Regions from separate parts of the Homo sapiens genome. Here region 1 is linked to region 2. The links are chromatin loops, found by intact Hi-C in ENCODE. Cell type or tissue: HepG2. All regions are shown on one strand. Links, peaks and the distances in the headings refer to the core of each region. The heading gives the core; the rest is flanking DNA.

Evidence for each region. A loop is a pair of places that touch in the nucleus more often than their neighbours do. Peaks named below come from ENCODE experiments on the same cell type or tissue, not always from the same donor. Only the 100,000 strongest peaks of a DNase experiment are listed, where the experiment ranks them.
Region 1: a loop joins it to region 2, with 3 times the contacts of the local background. A loop is called at or near these places in 26 of 110 quality-filtered maps.

Annotation. Positions count from the first base shown.
Region 1 is chr20:5,800,929-5,808,928 of GRCh38, forward strand. The region is part of intron 2 of SHLD1 (shieldin complex subunit 1); the gene reads left to right. Among named protein-coding and RNA genes, the nearest start is that of SHLD1, 55 kb to the left of the region's middle. In HepG2, for the core only: a CTCF peak has its summit at 5,696; DNase peaks (open chromatin) are centred at 3,593, 3,963 and 5,723; H3K4me3 peaks cover 259 bases.
Region 2 is chr20:5,924,585-5,940,410 of GRCh38, forward strand. It overlaps TRMT6 (tRNA methyltransferase 6 non-catalytic subunit), which reads right to left. Exons shown (of 11, transcript NM_015939.5): 11 at 12,644-14,142. The coding sequence ends at 13,951. CHGB (chromogranin B) reads left to right here. Exons shown (of 5, transcript NM_001819.3): 5 at 388-769. The coding sequence ends at 465. It also overlaps the pseudogene KANK1P1. Among named protein-coding and RNA genes, the nearest start is that of TRMT6, 18 kb to the right of the region's middle. RefSeq lists an enhancer at 1-425 and silencers at 9,364-9,413, 15,349-15,537. In HepG2, for the core only: a CTCF peak has its summit at 9,401 (motif pointing left); a DNase peak (open chromatin) is centred at 9,407.

The DNA.
Region 1 (8,000 bases), core at 1-8,000, 130 kb before region 2:
AGGCTGTGCATCAGGAAAGGCTAAATTATGCTGTGGTAACAACTCCCAAATTGAAGTTGTTTAAAAAACTATAGACTATTTCTCATTCATGCTCATTTGGACTGTCAGAGGGCTAGTTGTTTAGGGACCTAACAGCCACCATCTTTTTTTTTTTTTTTTTCTTTTTGAGACAGAGTTTCTCTCTTATCACCCAGGCTGGAGTGCAGTGGTGCGATCTTGGCTCACTGCAACCTCCATCTCCCAGGTTCAAGCCATTCTCCTGCCTCAGCCTCCCAAGTAGCTGGGATTACAGGCGTGTGCCACCAGGCCAGCTAATTTTGTATTTTTAGTAGAGACGGGGTTTCACCATGTTGGTCAGACTAGTCTCAAACTCCTTACCTCAAGCGATCCACCCACTTCCGCCTCCCAAAGTGCTGCGATTATAGGCATGAGCCACCATGCCTGGCCCAGCCACCATCTTGAATGTTGCTATTGCCTTACAGAGGCAAAAAGAGAACTCCGAAGGGCTTCTCATTGGCAGTTGAATGCTCTGCCCTGGAAGTGAACGAGAATCAAGTATCCTACTCACAGTTCATTGCTCAGGACTACTTACGTGGCCCCAGGACGTGCAGTCCTGTCAGTGGCCTGGAGAGGGGAGAATGGAAAATGTTTGACATATGGCTTGATTAACTCCTTCAAAGGCCAGGACAGATGGGCTCTACTGGAAGGAAGAAGCCACAGCTCAAGTGTGCACAGGGCAGGGCTCCTCTGGAAGATGGGAGTGGCTCCTGAAGATATAGCAGGGAGGAGAGGACCCTGTACAAAAGACAGAGTAATTTATTAGAGTACTCTCACAGGAATAACCTGGGAGATTGATTCCCCCGCCCCCCGTATCCCATAGATGGGAAAATTAGGAGGAGTGCTCTATTTTAACATTTGGAAATGTCTTAACATTTGATCTTTAATGTGCTATGGAAGTTACATAAGTCTCCACTATAAAGTTCCGTGTTCAAAAGCATTGTGCCTAGTACTGTGTGTGCTACATTGGATGTTCTCAGTGGGTACTCATTGAATTGAATGATGGTTCTAAACTTACCACAGGAAAAATGCATACACTGTTTTTAAAAATTATCATTGTTATTATTATACCATTATTCTATCTTACAGAGAAGTTTGGATTTGGAAACAAGTTAGAGTCCTGTGAGGGCCTTTTAAGGAATTTCTCCTGCCCAGGAAGCTGCCAGGATCCAAAGAAAAAGCATGTCCAGATCCCAACTTCCCTTGTATTGCTGCTTATTTTTCCTTGCAATTTCCCTGACCCAGCCACCATGCTTGCTCTTTGCACCTTCTCAGCTTTGTGAAAGGATGTCCTTGGTCCTCCAGGCCCTGCTTTCCTGTTGGTGGCCTCTATCTGGATTGGGTCTCTTGAGACACTGTTAGGGGTCAGACTTCCTGGGGCCAGATCTGCTACCCACTAGCTCTGTGACTTTGGGCAAGCTTCTTAATCCTTCTGGGCCACACTTTCCTCATTTGGAAACTTTGAATAATACTAGTACGTACATCATAAGGTACTAGGGTTAGTATGAGATGCAGTGATACTTACAAAGTGGTTAGAGCAGTACCTGGTGCTTTGTAAGTGTCTGATCCATGTTAGCCATCGATGTCATCACCACCTCTCCTCCAAGCTATATCCATGTCTTTTCTTTTCTTCTTTCCTTCCTTTCTTCCTTTCTATTTTTCTTTTTCTTTTCATTTTTTTGACAGGGTCTCACTCTGTTGCTCAGGCTGGAGTGCAGTGGCGTGATCATGGCTCACTGCAGCCTAGACCTCCTGGGCTCAGGTGATCTTCCCACCTCAGCCTCCTGGGTAGCTGGGACTACACATGTGCGCCACGTTGCCCAGTGTCTCAAGCAATTCATCCACCTTGGTCTCCTAAAGTGCTGAGATTACTGGCGTGAGCCACTGTGCCCGGCCTCTTGAGCTTTCTTTTAATGATTATACCAAGAATTCTTCATCACTCACTGCAGGGCCAGGACCAAGACAAAGTGTTAAATGGGTTCCATTTTGCTCTGGCTTCCATCTGGCTTGATTACCAGTCCCGGCCTTCCCTTCTCGCTGTTCTGGGCTTATTCTTGCCTTTAATATACAGTCAATAAGCAACTCAAGAGGGGCCGTATTTCAATCCAGCATTCCTGAAGACCAGGGGGCCTTGTGAACACATTTGTTCTTCACCTTATTTGATTGCAGATCTTTTTTTTTTCTTTTTCATTTTCTTTGAGACAAAGTTTTGCTCTGTTACCCAGGTTAGAGTATAGTGGCGTGATCATAACTCACTGCAGCTTTGAACTCCTGGGCTCTAGCAGACCTACCTCAGCCTCCCAGGTAGCTGGGACTTGAGATGAGTACCACCATGCCTGGCTAATTTTTTAAAAAAATTCTTTTGTAGAGACAAGGTCTCACTATGTTGCCCAGGCTGGTCTTGAACTCCTGGCCTCAAGTGATCCTTCCGTCTCAGCCTCCCAAAGCATTGGGATTATAGGCATGAGCCACCAAGCCCAGTCTGTAGATCCTTTTGAAAATCTGATAGAAAGAATGAAAGCTCTCCCAAATGTGGGAGCCTGTGGCTTCAGGGGAGTCTCCAGAATTCTAGGCATTAGATTTAACATTTAAAAAAAAACAAGGGCCAGTCGCGGTGGCTCACACCTGTAATCCCAGCACTTCGGGAGGCCGAAGCAGGCAGATCACAAGGTCAAGAGATCGAGACCATCCTGGTCAACATGGTGAAAGCCCATCTCTACTAAAAATAAAAAAAAAATTAGCTGGGCGTGGTGGCACACACCTGTAGTCCCAGCTACTCAGAAGGCTAAGGCAGGAGAATCGCTTGAAGCTGGGAGGTGGAGGTTGCAGTGAACCGAGATCGCGCCACTGCACTCCAGCCTGATGACAGAGTGAGACTCTGTCTCAAAAAAATAAAAAAGATTAAAAAAAAAAAACAAAACAAGAATGACGAAAGAGCAGGTGGTGTGGACTTGCTATTTGGAGGTTGAGGGCCTGTCTTCTGCCCCTTCGATCATTAAGGAAGTTATCCAGTCTTATGGCGAGATCAATATCATTACTGTATGGCCGGGCGCAGTGGCTCACACCTGTAATGTTAGCACTTTGAGATGCCGAGGCGGGCAGATCACTTGAGGCCAGGAGTTTGAGACCAGCCTGGCCAACATAACAAAACCTCATCTCTACTAAAAATACAAAAAAAATTAGCTGGGCGTGGTGGCACATGCCTGTAATCCTAGCTACTTAGGAGGCTGAGGTATGAGAATCATTTGAACCCAGGAGGCAGAGGTTGCAATGAGCCGTACTTACTATATATATATAGTAACTTACTATAGGTCTTTGTATATATATATAGTTACTGTAAGACATTTGTATATCGCAAAAAAAAACTATATATATATATACAGTTACTGTAAGACATTAGTATAGTGTAAAAAAAAACTAGAAAAAAAAACCAAAAAACAAACAAGAAAATCTAGCTCCTGTGTGTTTTTTACATGACCTTGTGGCACCTGCAGGCTAATTTTGTTTGTTCAGGTTTTGCCACATCCTGTGATCGTTCATTATCTTTGACTTGATATGTGACCGTACAAGAACATTTCAGTTATGGCCTAACATAATATGTGCTCTAAAAATTCCATTGCAGAAATCATACTTGATGAAGGTGGCCGTCATTCATTTTTGTCACCTAATCATGAATGCCAGTGCCACTTTCCATTTCAGGACTGGCATGGAAAGTTATGCCTGTGCATCAAACAAAAGTTTGCATGAAGAAGGAGCCTCTTGTTCAATTTTGCATGAGATGTTTCCTATTGACTTTGAAAACTTGAAGTGTTTGAAGGCAAGGGGGAAAGCAAATCAACCCAAGAGATTCCACATATTCAAAGACTCCAGCACTTTGTTTACCTAACACAGAACTGTGTGCTGGTGGCGAAATAAAGCCTTTGCCCTGAACAGGAAATCTTGGTGGAGTCCAGGCAGCAGGAGGCCTGGCAGCATTCCACAGTGATCAGCTGAAGGAAAAACAAGAGTTTACAATACTAACCCCAAATGCCCTTTTTGTCTCCCAGGAGAATAATACTATCTTGGCCTAGGAGGGTTGTGCCTTCATGCTCAACTCTTGGTCTAACAGTCATGAAGCTGCAGTAACATTCTGTTTTCCCCTCCTTAATCTTCTTTATCAAAGTCTTAATCCTTTGCTGCTGTTGTTTTTGAGATGGAGTTTCGCTCTTGTTGCCCAGGCTGGAGTGCAGTGGCGCGATCTCGGCTTGCCACGAACTCTGCCCTCTGGGTTCAAGTGATTCTCCTGCCTCAGCCTCCCAAGTAGCTGGGATTACAGGCATGTGCCACCATGCCTGGCTAATTTTGTATTTTTAGTAGAGACAGAGTTTCTCCGTGTTGGTCAGGCTGGTCTTGAACTCCAGACCTCAGGTGATCCGCCCACCTCAGCCTCCCGAAGTGCTGAGATTACAGGCGTGAGACCCCTAATCCTTTTTGTTTGTTTATATTATGAAATTAGGCCATTCTATAAGTGGTACACTTTTCAATTTCTTAAAAAAGGGAAAGGTAAATTATTTGGGGCAGACAACAAAATAGGAATGTAAATGCTTGAACTGTTGATTAAATTTGTGTGTTGTGTTGTTTTGTTTTGCTTTTTGAGCCAGAGTTTTGCTGTGTTTCCCAGGCTGGAGTGCAGTGGCGCAATCTCGGCTCACTGCAACCTCTGCCTCCTGGGTTCAAATGATTCTCATGCCTCAGTCTCCCGAGTAGCTGTGATTACAGGTGTGCACCACCACATCCAGCTAATTTTTGTATTTTTGGTAGAGACAGGGTTTCACCATTTTGGCCAGGCTGGTCTCAAACTCCCAACCTCAGGTGATCCGCCCTCCTTGGCCTCCCAAAGTGCTGGGATCATAGACATGAGCCACTGCGCCTGGCCTAAATTTGTGTTTAATATGGCAGGAGTGACGGCTGGGTCTGGTGACCTCCATTTCTCTATTGAATGGGGAGAAAGCACAGCCTTTGGGGTTTGAAGGGCATTATCGCTTTAAACATGTTTTTTGATTTAAATTTTTAAATATTTTTTAGAGATGCGGCCTTGCTCTGTTGCCCAGGCTAGTTTAGAACTCCTGGGTTCAAGTGATTCTCCTGCGTCAGCCTCCCAAAATGTTGGGATAATAGGTGTGAGCTACCACATCTGGCTGCTTTATAATTTTTTACTTGGCGTTTCTTTATCTGTTTTATGGGGACAATAATATCTACCTGATGGGTGGACACATAGTAGCTGACATAAGTGAGAATCTCCACCCACAAACTTTAAAACTGTTGCTTACGCATCATGCTATTGGTCCACAGTATATGGATTTGTGGATCGTGTCTTCTTCCTTCCATTTGAAAACTAGAACATTTGCTTATCTCCCGTCCCTCTATCACTTACCCCATCCTTTGTGATGGTTTTGAAGCACTGATCATTTTCCTGTATTACTGTGGGGAAGTGGATTATCTGCAATACATGCCTTGTGTTCATTTCCTCTCCTACCAGTCAGGCATGCAGTTTTGATAAACTACCTCCCAAGTTCTGAAGGAATTAGGCTTAACCTAAAATAAACAAAACAATAGAATTTTGATAGAAGTGGAACAGAGGCCTGCAGTGTTGTCCCAGGAGCTGTTGAGGGCAGTGGCGCCTGCTTCTGGCCATGGACAGAGAGATTCAGCATCACCATGTCATTGCAGAATGAAGGGAGAGTTGGCTTTGTTAACCACCTTGGCTGCCCGTGATGCACTGATCAGTTAAGATACCAACATTTCTTATTTACATCCTGTGTTGTTGTTTCTCCGCACCCAAGGGATGTGAACAGAGTGGTGGCAGTGATGGTTGCCAGCCCTCTGTCACCACCCTCTCCACTAGAATGCCATGTATTATGTATTTCCACTGAAGGACTTGATTTTAGCACCGAAGAGTGAGTGAGTGGTCGTGTAACCTGTACCTGCAATCTTGGCCTTGAATTCTCATTTTATTCCTCAATGCACTGGCTTAGAAATCAGCTGGCTGGTAGCTGTGAGCCAGGCCCATGCCCACTGCTTTCAGCTGGAGCCCTGCAGGGCTTTGCCCTCCTGGGTGGCCTTTGCCTGGTACGCCTCTCTTGTGCTGGGCTGAGGGCAGCTCTTGGTTATGTATGATTAGCTCAAATTGTGATTCAAAATTGGCACAATTATATCATCCTAATTAAAAAAATAAACCTGAAAATGTAGTATAAATTCCTAACTTCTGAAAATTCCTCGTAATACCCATCCCAGTTTTCAAAGCAGTTTCATAAGTTACTATTTATTTTTTCCTTCTTTTCTTTTCATTCCTTCCTTCTTCCTTCCTTCCTTTCCTTCCTTCTTTCCTTCTTTTCTTTCTCTCTCTTTCTTCCTCTTTCTCTTTTTTCCTTTTTTTTGAATTGGGGATCTTGCTCTCTTTTGATAATGCGATCATATCTCACTGCAGCCTTGAACTCCTGGGCTCAAGCCATCCTCCTGCCTCAGTCTCCTGTGTAGCTGGGACTACAGGTGTGTTCCACCATGCTTGGCTAAGTTTTTACATTTTTTTGTAGAGTTGAGGTCTCGTCATGTTGCCCAGGCTGGTTGCAAACTTCCAGGCTAAAGTGATCTCCCACCTCAGCCTCCTGAGTCACTGGGACATATTTCTGTGGAATCTCCCAGTTTGGCAAAACATTAACCCTAGAATTACTTTAACATTGTTGGAAAAGAGGTACCCCTTCGACTTCCTTTTGGAGAATATAGCCTCAGAATTTATGCTCCCTAGAAACCAGAAGTGATTTCAAGCAATGAGCTAGAAAGAGGAAATCTCTCTTCTTTTTGTAGACTTACTGCTACTAGTCTTTGGAGGAAGGTCCCCAGGTGGGTATATGTATCATTGTTGTGACACTTGTGATAAGGTTAGCCTATTTTTAATGATAAAGCACTAATCATCCTTTTCTTTTAAAAAATCGTTATAAAAATAAACAGTACAAAAGAGTATAAAATGAAATGTAAGGGCGGGCGCGGTGGCTCATGCCTGTAATCCCAGCCCTTTGGGAGGCCAGGGTGGGCAGATCGCGAGGCCAGGAGTTCGAGACCGGCTTGGCCAACATTGTGAGACCCTGTCTTTACTAAAAATATAAAAATTAGCTGGGCATGGTGGCACACACCTGTAATTCCAGCCACTCGAGAGGCTGAGGCAGGAGAATCCCTTGAACCTGGGACACAGAGGTTGCAGTGAGTCAAGATCACGCCACTGCACTCCAGCAAGACTCCATCTCAAAAAAAAAAGAAACGTAAAAGTCCTAGGTCTTCATGCTTCTCCCCAGAAGTAATTATTGTAGATAACTTTTGTGTATCCTTCCATATACACACCTACAGATCTATATACATAAATATAGATAGACATACATACATATGTACATGTGTATATTGTACACACACAAACAGCACGTATATCTTTTTTTCTAAATACCAATGGAATTTTACCAAAATATTATCTTGCATCTTGCCCTTTTTTCACTTATTGCTATAATAAGGCAGCTTGCCATGTTGGTACATGTAGCTCTCTCATATTTTTACTGTCTGCATAGTATCCCATTGTATGATTGGATCATAGTTTATTTAACGAGATGTCTATTGATGGATGTTTAGATTGACCCATGTTTTTACTCATAAACAATCTTGCAGGGAATCTCCTCTTACACAGCTTATCTAATGCATTTGGTGAATGAATATTCTCATTCATGGAGTCAAACTTGGTAACTATATTGTTGTATTTTGAATATTAGTGATTTAGTGGATTTAAGCAGAAAATATTTTAATGAAATTTAATGGCTAAGTAACAAAAGATCGCCTTTATTTGCACAAGAAACATTCTTACAGATGGTGAAAGTGTTACAGAAGCCAGTTTAGTTGGGTTAATATTATCGGTTAGGAGTTAA
Region 2 (15,826 bases), core at 5,230-13,229:
TTTCATGCCCTACTGCCATCAGAAATTTGTATCTGGGAGAGGTAACACTACTGGAGCTGAACCTACCCAAACAATGTTTTTTTTCCTAATATTGATTATGTAGGTTGGTGCTTCTCAAAGTTGAATGTACATTAGGATCATGAGGGATTCCTAGCCCCCAGAGTTCCTCATTTAGTAGGTCCCAAGTGAGACCCCAATATCTGCATTTCTGACAAGTTCCTGGCTGATGCCACTGGTCAGGGGACCACACTTTGAGAGTTACTGAGGTAGGTTGACTAATGCAGCTTCTAACATGCCTAAAATTCCCCTTTGCACTCATGCTCCATCAAACTACAGCAAAAGAAATTGGTTCGGGACCTCATGCCTCCACTTTTCTGTATTTTCCAGAAAAAAGAACTCGAAAACTTGGCTGCAATGGATTTGGAACTACAGAAGATAGCTGAGAAATTCAGCCAAAGGGGCTGACTGTCATTGGAGCGGTGGGCACTGTTAAGAAGCAGCCATCACATGATCTGTTTTTCACCACTTCACTGAAAGACACCATTTATCTACCCAAGGGCAGAAAGTAGAACTTACTATTCATTAAATGTTTGACACAATTGGAATTGTCTTTAATTTCTGTCAGAATGCTATTGAAAATGTGAATTGCATGACTTGTAGCATATTCTTTTCTGCAAAATAGACATATTAACATGCTTATGACAATGACTGTGCTACTGTCTTTGGAAAAATGTTTGTCTCAGTTGGAAATAATAAAAGATTCACCTGAGACCAAAAGCTTCATTGTTCTCAGCTTCTTTTGGGCAAAGAGAGAGGTGTGTGACTTTTCAAATCTATTCTTTGAAGTAAATTGCAAAAGATGGCCCTAGGATTTGTTGGGTTTTGGATGCATAATAGAATAAAAAAGCAAACCTTTTGAAGTAATGTGCAGGATATAAAGAGAAATAGATTAGAAAAAGACATCTACTCCCCCATGCTGAGAGAGATTACAGGGGCTTGAAGAACCTGTTTCAAAAACAATCATAAGATATTACTTTAAAAATTCCTTTATCTAAAGAGCTCTACAAGTAGCCAGCCAAAGTTCATTTTTCAGGGCTGAGAAGAAAGCTTGGATAATGGGAAGAATTCCGGGGTGGGAGTGAAAACATCTGGATTGTCAAGACAGATCCCTGGCCCCTCAGATCTTGTCTGATTTCTACTCCTTAAGAAGATAGAGGCAGCTGGGTGCGGTGGCTTACAGTTGTAATCCTAGCACTTTGGGAGGCCCAGGCAGACAGATCACGAGGTCAGGAGTTTGAGACCAGCCTGGCCAACATGGTGAAACCCCATCTCTAATAAAGATACAAAAAAAAAAAGCTGGGCATGGTGGCGGGCACCTGTAATCCCAGCTACTTGGGTTGCAGTGAGCGCAGATCAGGCATTGCACTCCAGCCTGGGTGGCAGGGCGAGACTCTCTCAGAAAAAAAAAAAAAAAAAAAAAAAAAATATATATATATATATATATATATATATATATACATATATATATATATATATATAGAGAGAGAGAGAGAGAGAGAGAGAGAGAGAGGCTAGGCATGGTGGCTCACACTTGTAATCTCAGCACTTTGGGAGGCCAAGGCAGGTGGTTTGCTTGAGCTCAGGAGTTTGAGACCAGCCTGGGCAACATGGCGAAACCCCGTCTCTACAAAAAATTTAAAAATTAGCCAGGCATGGTGTTGTGCGCCTATAGTCCCTCCCTACTCAGGAGGCCAAGGCGGGAGGATCACTTGAGCCCTGGAAGTTGAGGCTGCATTGAGCCGAGATCGTGCCACTGCACTCCAGCCTAGGTGACAGAGTAAGGTCCTGTCTCAAAAAGAAAAAAAAAGGTAGAGCTTTTACTCTGCTGACTCTGTTACTAAGTAGCTCTGACTTTGGGCAAGTTACTTTTCCTCTCTGAACCTCAAGATCATCAATGAAATAAGATATTTGTCTCATTGAGTTGTTACAAGGATGATAGAGTTGATGCAAAACAGAGCAGTGCCTGGTGTATATCAACGGCATAGGAAGTGTTAGCTGCTGCCGTAATCATTCTTGCAGCTTCTTAGGACAATACAGTTGGACAATTCCCCTTCTCCCTTTTTTTACCTGTCATTTAATTCCTCACCCTTGGTGGCTTCTACTTGGTTGATTTCTACTGTTTTCACAGTTTTGGTAAAGAGTTATTCTCTGGAAGGTGGTGCAGAAGAGAGTAAGACCTTCTCTTTACTCTCTGAAGGTTGGATAATTAAGTCTATGGAATAAACTGACCGTAGGCAGATTAACAGGAGAAAAAAACATTTTAATTACATGCATAGGCCCAGGAGTCCCACACAATAGAAGACTCAGAAGGGCCAGATGATTGAAGTTTTTATAGCATCCTGAGCTACAGAAGAGAATAGGGGGCTTGGGGTTCCTGGGGGACACAGTTATGGGAAGGTAGCAGGAGGAATTGTATGATAAATAAAGGTTGTGTTGTTATGCAGATAAAATCTCTCAGGTAATCAAAGTGATCCAGCAGCCTTCTTTTTTTTTTTTTTTTAAAAGCTTAATGAAATTTTATTTTGAAAATATGGCAAAAGTCTAAGGCACTTCAAATATTTAAATACATGTAGGACCAAAGTAAATGTGACACAGTATAAAGGAATCCATAAATACAGAGAACTACACTATATTTCTCTAGAGGCAAATACATAGCCAATTCCTCTAACACAATTCAACCTTTATCATTAGATACAGAATTGTGCAATTATTAACAAAAATATGATAATGTTACATGTAGTTCTTCATGTCTTTAATTAGTATGAAATATAAAAGTTGAAAATACTGTGCCAATTTCATATACTCTTTTTTTTTAAAAAAGTCATATTTACATCTACCTAGATGAAACCAAATGAAAATATTTTCTTTTGTAAGTTTCATAGTTTTTGAGAGTTCTATCTAGCCCAGACTGAAGTTACTGATGATCAACTTTCTTACTTTAAAATAATACAAGAAAAATCAACAAAACTGTGCTGGGATGGAATTTTGGAAGAGCTTTCTAATGGTGCCACATTTGGTAAATATAAATATTTGTGGAAAAATTTTAAAACGTGATGCCAATGAGAACCTGACACTTCTCTGTGGTGGTGGTCTGGGAGTGGAGAGACGGAATAGAAGGTGCCCATTCAGGTCAGGTCAGGTCACAATTCCCTATGGCTGTACATAACAGAGCAGAGACTCAACAGCAACACAGAGTAGGTTAAAGTGCACCGTACGCAGACAGAAGATGGCCAGAAAGGAGGCATGTGTGCCCAGGCTGGCAGTCTCTGCACTGTGAAAGCTTCAGTCTTTAGCCCTGGGCTTTATGCTTCTGTTTGCTGGTGAGCTCAGGCACAATGCATATACATTCAGTGTCTGTCATTCCAACAGGCACAGTTGGCAGCTTAATGGTGGCATTAAAATGGAGGGCTATTTGCATACAATCAATCAAATGAAACTCTGTGGCTTCATTCCAAGCCTAGGGGTGCCCGGAGACTGAGCTTTTGCAAAGCTGATGTGGGCATACAGAAGAACAGTGATGCCCTTGTGCCCCACTTCCAGGGCGATCGAGAGCATGGTGCTGCCATCATTGTCCTGCAGGTGGACGTTGCAGCCCAGCTGGGCCAGCAGCAGCTTGATGATCTCCATGTGCCCGTGCTTGCTGGCACAATGAGGACCATGGAGCCCTTGTCGTCCTGGAGGTTGACCTGAGCCCCACAGGCCGGCAGACCATACACCATGCCGATCTGCACAGTAACTGACTGCAGCATGAGGGCCATCTGCCCCAGCTGACTGGCTTTGAGGCTCACCTTTCAGCCAGAGTTCTTCCCCAACCTGCATGTCCTCTGCTTCCGCAGCTGCGAGGGCCGCCAGCATGATGAAGGTATAGCCCCTTGTTCTGGTGATCCACGTTACACATGTGGGTGTCCAACAGCAGCTTCACAATCTCAAAATTGGAGTGGGACATGCTGTAATGGAGGGCTGTGTTGCTGTTGCCATCTGCCAAGTTGATGACCTAGTAGAGGGCATCCAGGGAGGTAGCCTCAAAAGCAGCTCTGTAGTCTCCCAGGGTGGCTGCAATGGCTAACTTCTGACTGGACACGCAGAACCCCTTGTGCTGGAGGGTGTTCAGACAGAACCTCATATCTTTGCTGGTCACAGCTTTGGGGTCATTTATATTATTTTTCAGTAAGTTGCAAGCAGACAACATTTTTTCACTTAATTTATACCTCCCTCTGATTTTCACCTTCTCAGGTTCACGTTCTTGAAACTGCATTTCATCTTCCACCCTGGCCAACTTGAAACCTTCAATGTTAATGGCATGGTGCCCTTTGGCCATTCCCCAAGTGTCTTCATCCTCGTCTTCTTCAAGAGGATACTACTCAATGACACTCAATGACATCACACTCGTCATCTGACTCAGAAGAAGAGCTTTCATCTGTGTGAAAATCATCACTTGAAGTTGTTGCATAACCTCCATTAATGCCAACAAACTGAAGATTCTTTTTCATGCCATTTGAATCTTTGTTACCATCTTTCTTCTTCATAATGGGCTCCAGTGTACTTTCATTGTTTGTGCATATGGAGGCCAGCGGCCATCTGGTTGTCTGTCAGGTTCACTAGAGACCATGTCCTTTCCTGAGCGGGGAAGGCATCCTGGCTGCTGACCAGCTTTCCTTCTGAGATCCCTACCTCTGAGCAGCCTTCTTCCTGATACAGATACTTTACTAATGTAGATTTCCTTTCTAGATGTACATTTCCTTGTAAAAAGGACAGCTTTTTAGAGCCATTCCTGTGTCTGTAGTTTCTCTGAATAATCAGCTCGAAATATGCCAAAGAGGTATATTTTTGGGTGGCACATTGTGGTCTCCTCCAGTCATATTTTGGGATGGTGTGGGCCGAGCCCCAGCAGAGGCAAAAATAAGACTTAAAATCACGTAGGACTTTTATCCATCAAGGAAGACCTGGTTCTCCTCCTCTTGGCTAAGTCAAGAATTGCCTGTGCTACTTAACCAGATTCTTTTTAGATGAACTCTCTGTGACATACTTTTCCAGGAGCATTGCTGCTTTGTCATATGGGGAGCCCATCAGTGCTATAAATCTGATGGCAAATTTTTCTAAACCTGGACACACACTTCTAGAAGGTTTCTTGCTATCTCTCTGCCTGCATTTTTTTTTTTTTCTGGCCATGGGATTGTGACTGCCTGTTTGTAAAGGGCAGTGATGGGGGTGTGAGGAGGGGAAGGCTGCTGGAGGAGGTAGCTCTTATAGTGGACAAGGGGGGTTGGTAAATACATACCATACTAGTTTTCTGGGGCTGCCATAACAAATCACCACAAAACGGATGGCTTAAAACAAGAGAAATTTATTCTCTTACAGTTTTGGAGGCCAGAAGTCCAAAATCAAGGTGCTGGCAAGGCCATGCTCCCTTCAAAGCCTGTAGAGGAGGATCATTCCTTGCTTCTTCCTGGTTTCTTGCTTCATCCTTGCTTCTTCATTCCTTGCTTCTTCCAGGCCTTCCTTGGCTTGTGGCAGCAGAGCTCCCACTGCCACCTCTGTCTGCACATGGGCACTCTCTCCCTGTGAGTCTGTCTGTTAACATGGTGTTCTTCATCAGGACACCAGTCATATTGAATTAAGGACCCATCCTACTCCAGTATGACCTCATCTTAACTAATTACATCTGCAACCACCCTATTTTCAAGTCAGGTCACATTTACATGTATTAGGGGTTGGGACTTCAACATGTTTTTTTTCTGGGGACACAATTCAACCCATAATAAAGCAGGCCAGCACCCACCCCCCTCAGGTGGAGAGACACTGAGGCACATATTCTGCACTGCCTCCCAGACTTCCTCTGTGGATCATGCCCCAGGTGCCACAGCAGTGACCTGCCCAATAATGCAGCCTTTATTGGCTGCCTTTACCTTTTCCACTGCCCACTGGTGACCCTGCTGGTGTTTCCTGGGATCATCTCTCATATAAACTGCTTGTTTTCAAATACTTGTCTCAGGGTTTGCTCCTGGGGGACCCTGACCTAAGAAACTATCCAAAGTCAAGGCTTATATTATGCCAAATAGTATACCTGCACTTGCAACCCCTTGTCTTAATATATCCTGATACAAGATACTGGGAAATGCTCAGCATGTACTCACATGCACAGAGTACAATGTCTCTTCCTTTTTTCCTATCACAGCCCAGCAGAAAACAAAATCCTTTCCTAAAGAGAGATTCAGGGGCCCAAGGTGAAAAATGATTTACTGTCTATAGGAGAGAAAATAAAACCCAGCAATACACCAAATGCCAGCCTGGCAAATCTCACACACACACACACACACTCACACACTGGGCACTGCTCACGAGGAAAGCTGCTGGAAGCTAGAGTGCAATGCATATGGCACCCCCCAGCTTCCCCCTGGCATCTGCCTTGTTGAGGTTCTGCACATTAGTACATCTTTTCATTTTAGTTTGCAAACACCCCAGGGGAGGGAAACGTGAAGGTGTAGATGGTCTATCAAAGATGAAGGAGACATCCAAGAGAATCCCACCCAATACGTGCTGCTCAGACGGTACAATTAGGATCTTGGGGATGTCACCATTTCTTCAGGAAGAAGTGAAGAACAATCTAGTCCACTGTTTTTCCCACTTTTAATCAAAATAATTTATGTCCATTGTAAAAACATTAAGTAGTCCTGAAAGGCTTATAAATGAGGATTATGGGTTGAATTTTGTCCCCAAAATGAAGAAGTCTTAACCACTGGCACCCATGAATGTGACCTTATTTGGAAATCAGGTCTCCGCAGTTAAGATGGGGTCATTAGAGTTTCTAGTATTATTGGTGTCCTTACAAGAAGACGGAAATTCAGAGACAAACACACACACAGAGGAGAATACCATGTGGAGACAGAGGCAGAGACTGGAGCTATGCCTCTTCAAGCCAAGAAATGCCTGGGTTACCAGATTTTTCTGGTACGGTCAAGGAAGGATTCTGCCCTAGAACTGTCAGAGGGAACACTGCCTCTGCCAACAATTCAGTTTCAGACTTCTGGCCTCCAGATATGCAATAGAATACTTTTCTGTTGTTTTAAGCCACTCAGCTTGTGGCACATTGTTATGGCAGCCCTAGGTATCTAATACAATGAGAAACAATGGCCTCAGTGCCCCATCCTCCAAATCTGTGTGCAGATGCAGCCACCTGTAATTTAACTTTTAGATTTATTTTCTTATTTGAATATATTGTCATGATTTATAATATCATGACAAGTTTATCGAGAAGGAGTTATAACACAGAGCTGGGACAGGAGGAAAGAAAGGGTCCTATTATTACAAAATGAAAATACACACCATGCCACTGTAAAACATAGTATAATCAGGAGGCCGGGTGGGTGGTTCACCCCTGTAATCCCAGCACTTTGGGAGGTCGAGGCAGGCAGATCACCTGAGGTCGGGAGTTGGAGATCAGCCTGGTCAACATGGTGAAACTCTACTCTACTAAAAATACAAAAAAATAGCTGGGTGTAGTGGCAGTTGCCTCTAATCCCAGCTACTCGGGAGGCTGAGGCAGGAGAATCACTTGAACCCAGGAGATGGAGGTTGCAGTGAGCTGAGATCGTGCCACTGCACTCCAGCCTAGGCAACAAGAGCGAAACTCTGTCTCAAAACAAACAAACGAACAACAAACACATAATATAATCAGGAGATTTCAGGTGCTGAAATAATTAATTAATTGCAGTAATTACAATTCTGCAGTCCAGGATCCTGACACTCACATATATGACAGGCTTCACTGAGAAAGTATCTGTTGATGAAAGACCTAAAGAAAGGGTGTGAGCCATGTGGACACCTGGGGCAAGGACATTTCAGGCAGAGGGAATAGTAGGTGCAAAGGCCCTGGGTCAGGAATGTGTTTGGCATGTTTGAAGAAGAACAAGAGGCCAGAGTGGGAGACTGTCGTAGGAGGTGAGCTTAGAGAGGCAGCAGGGGCCAGGTCACGCAGGGCTCTCTGTAGGTCCTGGTAAGGACTTTTGTTTTACAATTGGAGAGTTCTCAACGGATGACTGATAGGATTTGCTTTATGTTTATAACAACACTGGCTGCTGGGTTGAGTGATGGCTGTAGGGGAAGTGAAGGCAGAAACACAGAAACCAATAAGGAGGGCACTGTAATGACCCTGGTGGGTCATTGTGATGGCAGGGTCCAAGGTGGTGGCACTGGGAATGGGGAGAAGTGGTAGAATTCTAGATCTATTCTGGAGACAGAGCTGACACGTAGGGCTGCTGGTTTTGGTGTGGCATGAGGGAATGAGAGGAGAATACCAAGGCTTTAGGCCTGAGCATCTGGGAAAACAGATGGGGAGACTGCAGGAGGGACTGGTTTGGAAGGGTAGAGATGGGGAGCTCAGATTTGAACTTGTTAAGTTTGAGACGTGAATAGATACCCAGCAGAGGTGTTGAGCTGGGTATATGAGCCAGTGCTGGAGGAAAAGGCCTGTGTTGAAGACTGCATGTGGGAGTCATCATCATAGAGACGGTATTTAAAGCCTTAAAACTGGGTGAGATCACCTAGAGTTATATAAATGAGTGAAAGATGGCCTCTGTTTATTGGCTCATAGATTGTTTATTTCTTCATTGCAGGCTGACACTGATTACTGCAGAAGCCAAACTCAAATTTTTACACATCCAATTATTTTAAACAAATTTTATGCCAATTTTTAGCCATTCAGGGCCTTGCTGGTACATACCCGGTGAAACTATACCCAGCATCTGTTGGCCATTGATAACATAGAGCCTTGTGGTTATAAGACCTTAAGTGCGATGTTAATCCCAGCACTTTGGGAGGCCGAGGCAGGCAGATCGCTTGAGCTCAGGAGTTCAAGACCAGCCTGGGCAATGTAATGAAACCCTGTCTCTACTAAAAATACAAAAATTAGCTATATGTGGTGGCATGCGCCTGTAGTCCCAGCTACTTGGGAGGCTGAGGTGGGAGGATCACTTGAGCCTGGGAGGTGGAGGTTGCAGTGAACTGAGATCATGCCACTGCTCTCCAGCCTGGGTGACAGAGTGAGACCCTGTCTCAGAAAAATAAAGCCAAAAACAAAAACACAAACCTCAAGCCGTCCCTGTCCTTCGGAGCTCTCTGACCCAGAGACTCCCCTCTGTACTGCTGTGCAACACCACCTAGACACATAAGCCTTGTTTCTGACTCTCCCCTCCCTCGGGGGTATCCTTGCCTTTCCTCCTCTCCTTCTGAGTAGCAACACCTGTAGTGTGTGCTCTTTGCACAGACTCTTGCTCTAAGGGACATCCCCCTACCCCTATGCAAACCTGTCAGAGTGTCACCATCACCAATAAAATATGTGTGTGCTGCTGCCATCTCATGGTCATGTCTTTCTCTTTGATCAGTCCCCAAATCCTCCAAACACCCTAGGGAGTTAGTGTAGACAAGAAAAGGAAGAAGTGCAAGTGCTGAGCCCTGAGGCATGCCAATGTTTAGAAGTTTCAGAGATGAGGAAGAACCAGTAAGAGAGATACAGAAAGAAAGGCTGGAGAGGTAGGAGGGAAACCAGGAGAGAGTGGTGTTCTAGAAGCCAAGGGAGGAAAAGCCTGGCAAGGAGAGGGATGGACGGTGTCAGACACTGCTGATAGGTCCAGCGGACCGAGAAGGAGCTCTGGATGTCACACTACTGTCCATTGTTGCTTGCTGCCCACACCAAACCTGCTTCCCACTGTGGCTGCTCCAAAGGGCTGCTCTCCCGTTTCCACCAGTGCCACAATCCGTCTCATCACGCCACTGAAATCAGTGATCAGCAAAGTTTTTCACAAAGGCCCAGAGAGCGTGTATTTTAGGCTTTGAGACCATATGGGCTCTATCACAATTATTCAACTTTGCCACAGTGTGAAAGCAGCCATTGACAATACATAAACAAATTGAGAGTGGCTGCGTTCCAATAAAACTTCAGTTTGAATTTCATGTAATTTTCCCATGTCACAAATTTATTTTATTTTTTATTTTTATTTTTTTTACTTTTCCGCTTCAACCACTTAAAAATGTAAAAATCTTTCGTTACAGGCCATACAAAAAACTTGTAGTGGGCCAGATTTGCTGCCCGCTGATTTAAATTAATCATATTCTTTCTTATTTTTATCTCCTTTCTTGAATCTGTCACCATATGACTTTATTTATTTATTTATGAATGACAGAGTCTCACTCTGATGCCCAGGCTGGAGTGCAGTGGTGTGATCTCAGCTCACTGCAACCTCTGCCTCCTAGGTTCAAGTGATTCTCCTGCCTCAGCCTCCCAACTAGCTGGGATTACAGGTGCCGCCACCACACCCAGCTAATTTTTGTATTTTTAGTAGAGAAGGGGTTTCACCATGTTGGCCAGGCTGGTCTCAAACTCCTGACCTCAAGTGAGCCACCCTCCTTGGTCTCCCAAAGGGCTGGGATTACAGGTGTGAGCCACCAAGTCTGGTCTATATAATTATTTAATTTAATTTAATCTAGTTTATAGCTCCTATTTTGTGTCACTCACAGGTGACAGGAGAGCACTGAGAGGTCACTACCCACCTAAGCATTTGATTAAGGAAAAGTATTCCCAAAAGGCAAAAGAATGCCTGCTATCATTTCCCCTGGATTAATTTCTCCACTCTTTAAAGTTTGTTGGCTTAGAATTATAACACTATGTAGACCAAACATCCAACAGATTGACCTACCCCTCTTTCAAAACAAAATATCCACAGCACCTTGTTACCTGTCAAAGCAAAAATGAAATGTCAAAATCTTTCCAGTCTTGTTTTAATGATATCTCAGCTAAGAGTAAAAAAAAAAAAAAACAAAAACAAAAAAGCCCCAGGTTATTAATAGAACTGTAAAAAGGGCCTTCCAAAAGGAGTGGGTAGAGTATGATATTCATTTCCTATGCTTCAAAGATCTTGCCCTTTCTCATAAAAACTCAGATAGCTGTGGGTGCCTAGTAAAGGTTAATACGGTAGTTGAAAGGTTACTGGTTGCTTTTTAAGTAGCTATTCAGGGACTTACCTCTCTCACCATCTGACCTGTGCTACATAGTTAAGTTCAAGGAAAATTATAATCCTTTTTACAAAAATTAATACTAGCCTAGAGGCAACATCATATTTCAAGTTATTAGATACACTCTGTTCCTTTCTAGCACTGCACTTAAAGGCATTACAAAATCAGGATAAAGTGAATCCTGATCATGGATTTTTAGGACATGCGTTTTAGTATTTAGTACTGTTCTTGCAATACTTACAACCAACACTTTAAAACAACATGCAAACACTCCATTTTTTTTTCCCAAAGCTTCACTATGTATTGAGAAAAGGCTATTTTTGGCTTTTCAATATACAACCAATGCATGAATGATTGCTCAGTATTTGCTTCATACAATTTGAGTGTACCTTTAAGCTAAAAAATGCCCTGTAATGGGTGCCATGCTATATTGCCAAGTACCCTAGTCCAGTGGAGGAACAGGATGGATGTTACAGAATGATTTTTGTCTTTGACTTCTTGATTGCCATTCATTAAAGTGCTATTCTACATAACTCCTCTGGTGGCTGGATGTCCAAAAATCATAAAATTATCCGTTCATCTGCTCCAAAGGTGAATGTCCATTTTAAACACAAGACAAAAACATCCTGTATTTAGCTGTACCCATGATGTGCATGCACACAGTCGTGGTTCCCAGTGGGCGGTTCCTGGACCAACAGCACCAATATCACCTGGAAACTACTTGAAATGCAAATGCTCTGTACCACTCCAGAAGTACTGAAATCTTATTCTGTGGGGTGGAGGGCCCAGTGGCCTCTGCTTACCAAGCCCTCCAGGGGAATCTAAGTTTTCCAATGCTAAGTTTGCAAACCACAGAATTCAATCATCTGTACGCAGATTAAGTAAACTATATGAATGAGAAAAAAAAAAAATACAGATTAACTTATGCTGTTGGCATTGGTAAGATGAGTTCACAAGGTAACATGAGCATGCAGGGCCTTGGTAGCTCAGACCCCAGACCCCTTGCTCAAGAAACTCAAGAGAAAAGATTTAGGGAACGGAATGCAACTTGCAAACCAGTAACCAGGAGACCAGCCACTACTGATTCTAATCTATGCAGTTTTCTGTTCTCCTTGTCCAAACTTGATTAGCTACATGTGTGTGTGACACCAGCTTGCAACACACTCCGTGAGGTGCCAATCCAGGCATGTCCTCTACAATAGACAGACCACGTCACAATCGGCCGAAAGCCCACAGGACATCACTGACTGCATCACTGTTAGAAGAATCACAGTAGGAAACATTTTCATTTTTATTTATTTTTTGAGACAGTTTCACTCGTCGCCCAGGCTGGAGTGCAATGGCGTGATGTCGGCTCACTGCAACCTCTGCCTCCCGGGTTCAAGCGGTTCTCCTGCCTCAGCCTCCCAAGTAGCTGGGATTACAGGCGTTAGCCACCACGCATGGCTAATTTTCTAATTTTTAGTAGAGATGGGGTTTCAACATGTTTGTCAGGCTGATCTTGAACCCCTGACCTCAGGTGATCCGCCTGCCTGGGCCTCCCAAAGTGTTGGGATTACAGGCATGAGCCACTGTGCCCGGCCGACATTTTTATTCTTTAATAGCAATTAGGATAAAGGACTCAAAATTGTACTTAGTAATCACATTGGCATAGCACATGCTATTTGGAAAAAAAATTTTTTTTCTGAGATGTTCCTTGCTGTATGATACAGGCCTATTCTATGACAGGAGCAACGCAAACGATGACCATGTTCCAGTGAGCAAGACTCAATCTCTCAAATGAACAAGAGCCTTGGCTGATTCTAAACACTTTCTTTGCTACAGCACATGATCAAATGATTAGAGTTTTTCAGAGCTTAGAAAGGGTAACCATCTAATCATGACAGAGTTCTTCAGCATTAATAATCAAGAAAGGCACTTTAGGGACATTTGACAAGGAATGACACTAATACAATGAGAATTGGTCTAAGTCCTGCACAAGACTTTGATACAGTTCAAATAGACTGCACACTCTTTCTGTCCCCATGTGTACATACATATTCATACAGGTGGTACAATCTATGTCTCCACTTGCATGTGTATGTATATATCTGTGTATATATAAATATATGTGTGTATATATACCAACATCTATATACATATGTGTGTGTGTGCAAATGTGTATCCATAAGACCATAGAGGGGGAAAAGACATTTGTTTCCTTTAATTGAATAGTACACAAAAATTCTAGTCACTTTATTTAGAACAAAGAATAAGAGTATTGGCAAATTAATGCAAAAAAGTACCCTACTAAACCTTTCTATGCACAAAAAAGAGCAGTAAAATAAATACTCAGAACTTTCCCAGGTTGTCAACTATTAAAATAAAACCTCAGCATTTCAAAAAAGCTTATTCCGCTGCAGGAAAGAAGGTGGACATTTTTGGTACCATAATAAATCACACACTCACACATCCATATTGCTTAGGTTGAAGAGAACGGAATGAACAGAGGAAATTTCTTCCATGAATTGCCCTCCTTTCGGTACCCGCCATGTTTTAGTTACGTTGTATTATTCCACTTAGCTTAAAATATAAAGTCTTGTAGAAACACATTTTTAGGATGTTGAAGTTCTCAAGATATTTGCACAGAATATTTAGAAGTACTTAGAGGAGTTTTGTTAAATGCAGTTGGTCATACTACATACCCCATGGTTGCAGTTTTGACAGACCAAATGCATCTGTGTCAGAAATAGACAAAAGGCATATACTCCTCCTTCCTAGAAACGGGTACATAGACATGTTCTTATTCTTGGGATATGAAAAAACAAGTAGTAATGGCATTTAAAGTTTAATTACTAACTGTATAATGCCTGAGAACAAAATTCAGAGCAATTCTCAAAAGGGTTAAGAGTCAGACTCTGGGCATTTTCGTTTTTTAGCTGCAGGCTCCTCAGTCTCGTGTGATTCTAAAGTGCTTGCATTAGATTTGAGGCTGGTGTCTGCTTTAAGGTTGTCCATGGCAACGGTGAAGCCGGAGAGAAGATAACCCCCACCTCCACTCATCAGCAGTTTAGGATGACTTCGATCTGGCAAAACCTAATCAAGACAGAAAAGACATTCATGCTTTCCTAAGACAATAAAGTCCATGCTAACAACACATATACCAAAAATCAGAATTTAAACAACACAGGTTCTCTTGATGATTTAAATGGACATTTTTTTTTCTTTCTTTTCTTTTCCCTCCCTCCCTCCCTCTCTCCCTTCCTTCCTTCCTTCCCTTCCTTCCTCCCTCCCTTCCTTCCTTTCTCTCTCTCTCTTTCTTTTTAAGAGGCAGGGTCTCACTGTTCCTCAGGCTGGAGTGCAGTAGTGAGATTTTGGCTCACTGTAACCTCGAACTCCTGGCCTCAAGTGAACCTCCCACTTTGGCTTTCCAAAGTGCTGGGATTACAGATACGAGCCACGGCACCAGGCTTTAAATGGACCAACTTCTAAGGACTAATTTCTTCACATTACAATGCAAAGAAAAGTGTAGAAATTGGTTTAATTGATTTTCTTTTGAAAAATAAAACTGGCCGGGAATGGTGGCTCACGCCTGTAATCCCAGCACTTTGGGATGCTGAGGCAGGTGGATCACAAGGTCAGGAGTTTGAGATCAGCCTGGCTAACATGGTGAAACCCCATCTCTACTAAAAATACAAAAATTAGCCAGGCGTGGTGGCACACAGCTGTAATGCCAGCTACTCGGGAGGCTGAGGCAGGAGAATTGCTTGAACCCGGGAGGCAGAGGTTGCAGTGAGCCAAGATCGCGCCACTGCACCCCACCTGGGCGACAGAGCGAGACTCTGTCTCAAAAATGAAAAAAAAAAAAAAAAGAGAAGAAAAAGAACTGAAGCAGTTTTCAGTTCAGCCCAGGTTTATCTAGAAACTGAAGCATGTTTCTGGCGGAGAATGGGTAATGGTCTTGGCAGTACTCTAGAACTGTGCATATAGCTTTCTTTCTCCTGGCTTCAGGAAGCTTCATGGCCAATAATGGAGCTTGGGTCTATGGAGAAGTTGCTACTGAATGTACTACACTCCAAACCTCCCTTCCCCGCTACCCTGTTAACTCTGCCAAGGCAACTTCTCTCCTCTTTCTCCTGTAACCTTAGCCAAGACAGACAACCTCCACAAAGGGCAGGGTTACCCAAGGCTCAATAGCATCCCCACTACAGTATGGTAAGACACCAAGCAATGAGACGGGGCCTACGGCAGCATGGAGGTGCTCCCCTCAGATCTCCCTTCATGAGGGAACAGCTGAGAGGCATTCAGGCAGTAGAACACCTCCAGCTGCCGCTCCTTTGGGATCCACTGCAGCATTCATACCGAGGGAGGCCATGGGTTGCTTCCAGTCAGTAACTGAGCATGGGTACCAGAGCTGGAGCATTTCTGCTTAACACAGGGCTCCTTGAATGGCGATCTTTCCACTTGGGCTCGCCATCAGCCTCATGGAGACTTTCTCCAGAGCAGCACTGCAGGCTCTTCCTACCATCCTCCTTTCTCTACCCGCTCCTTGCCCAGGCATCAACCTGCACCACCAATCTTGCTCCCTCTCCCCTTATCTTTCTAAGGCATTTCCCTCAATAAATCTCTTACACTTCAACTTCCATCTTAGCATATGTCTTCCAGAAGACCTGAACTGACACAGAGCCCACCAGTAAATCCTGAAAACTTGCTGCAAAAACATCCTGGCAGAGAGGAAAGGGCCAGTTTCTCATCCACCTGGGAATTTTGCTATTGTCAA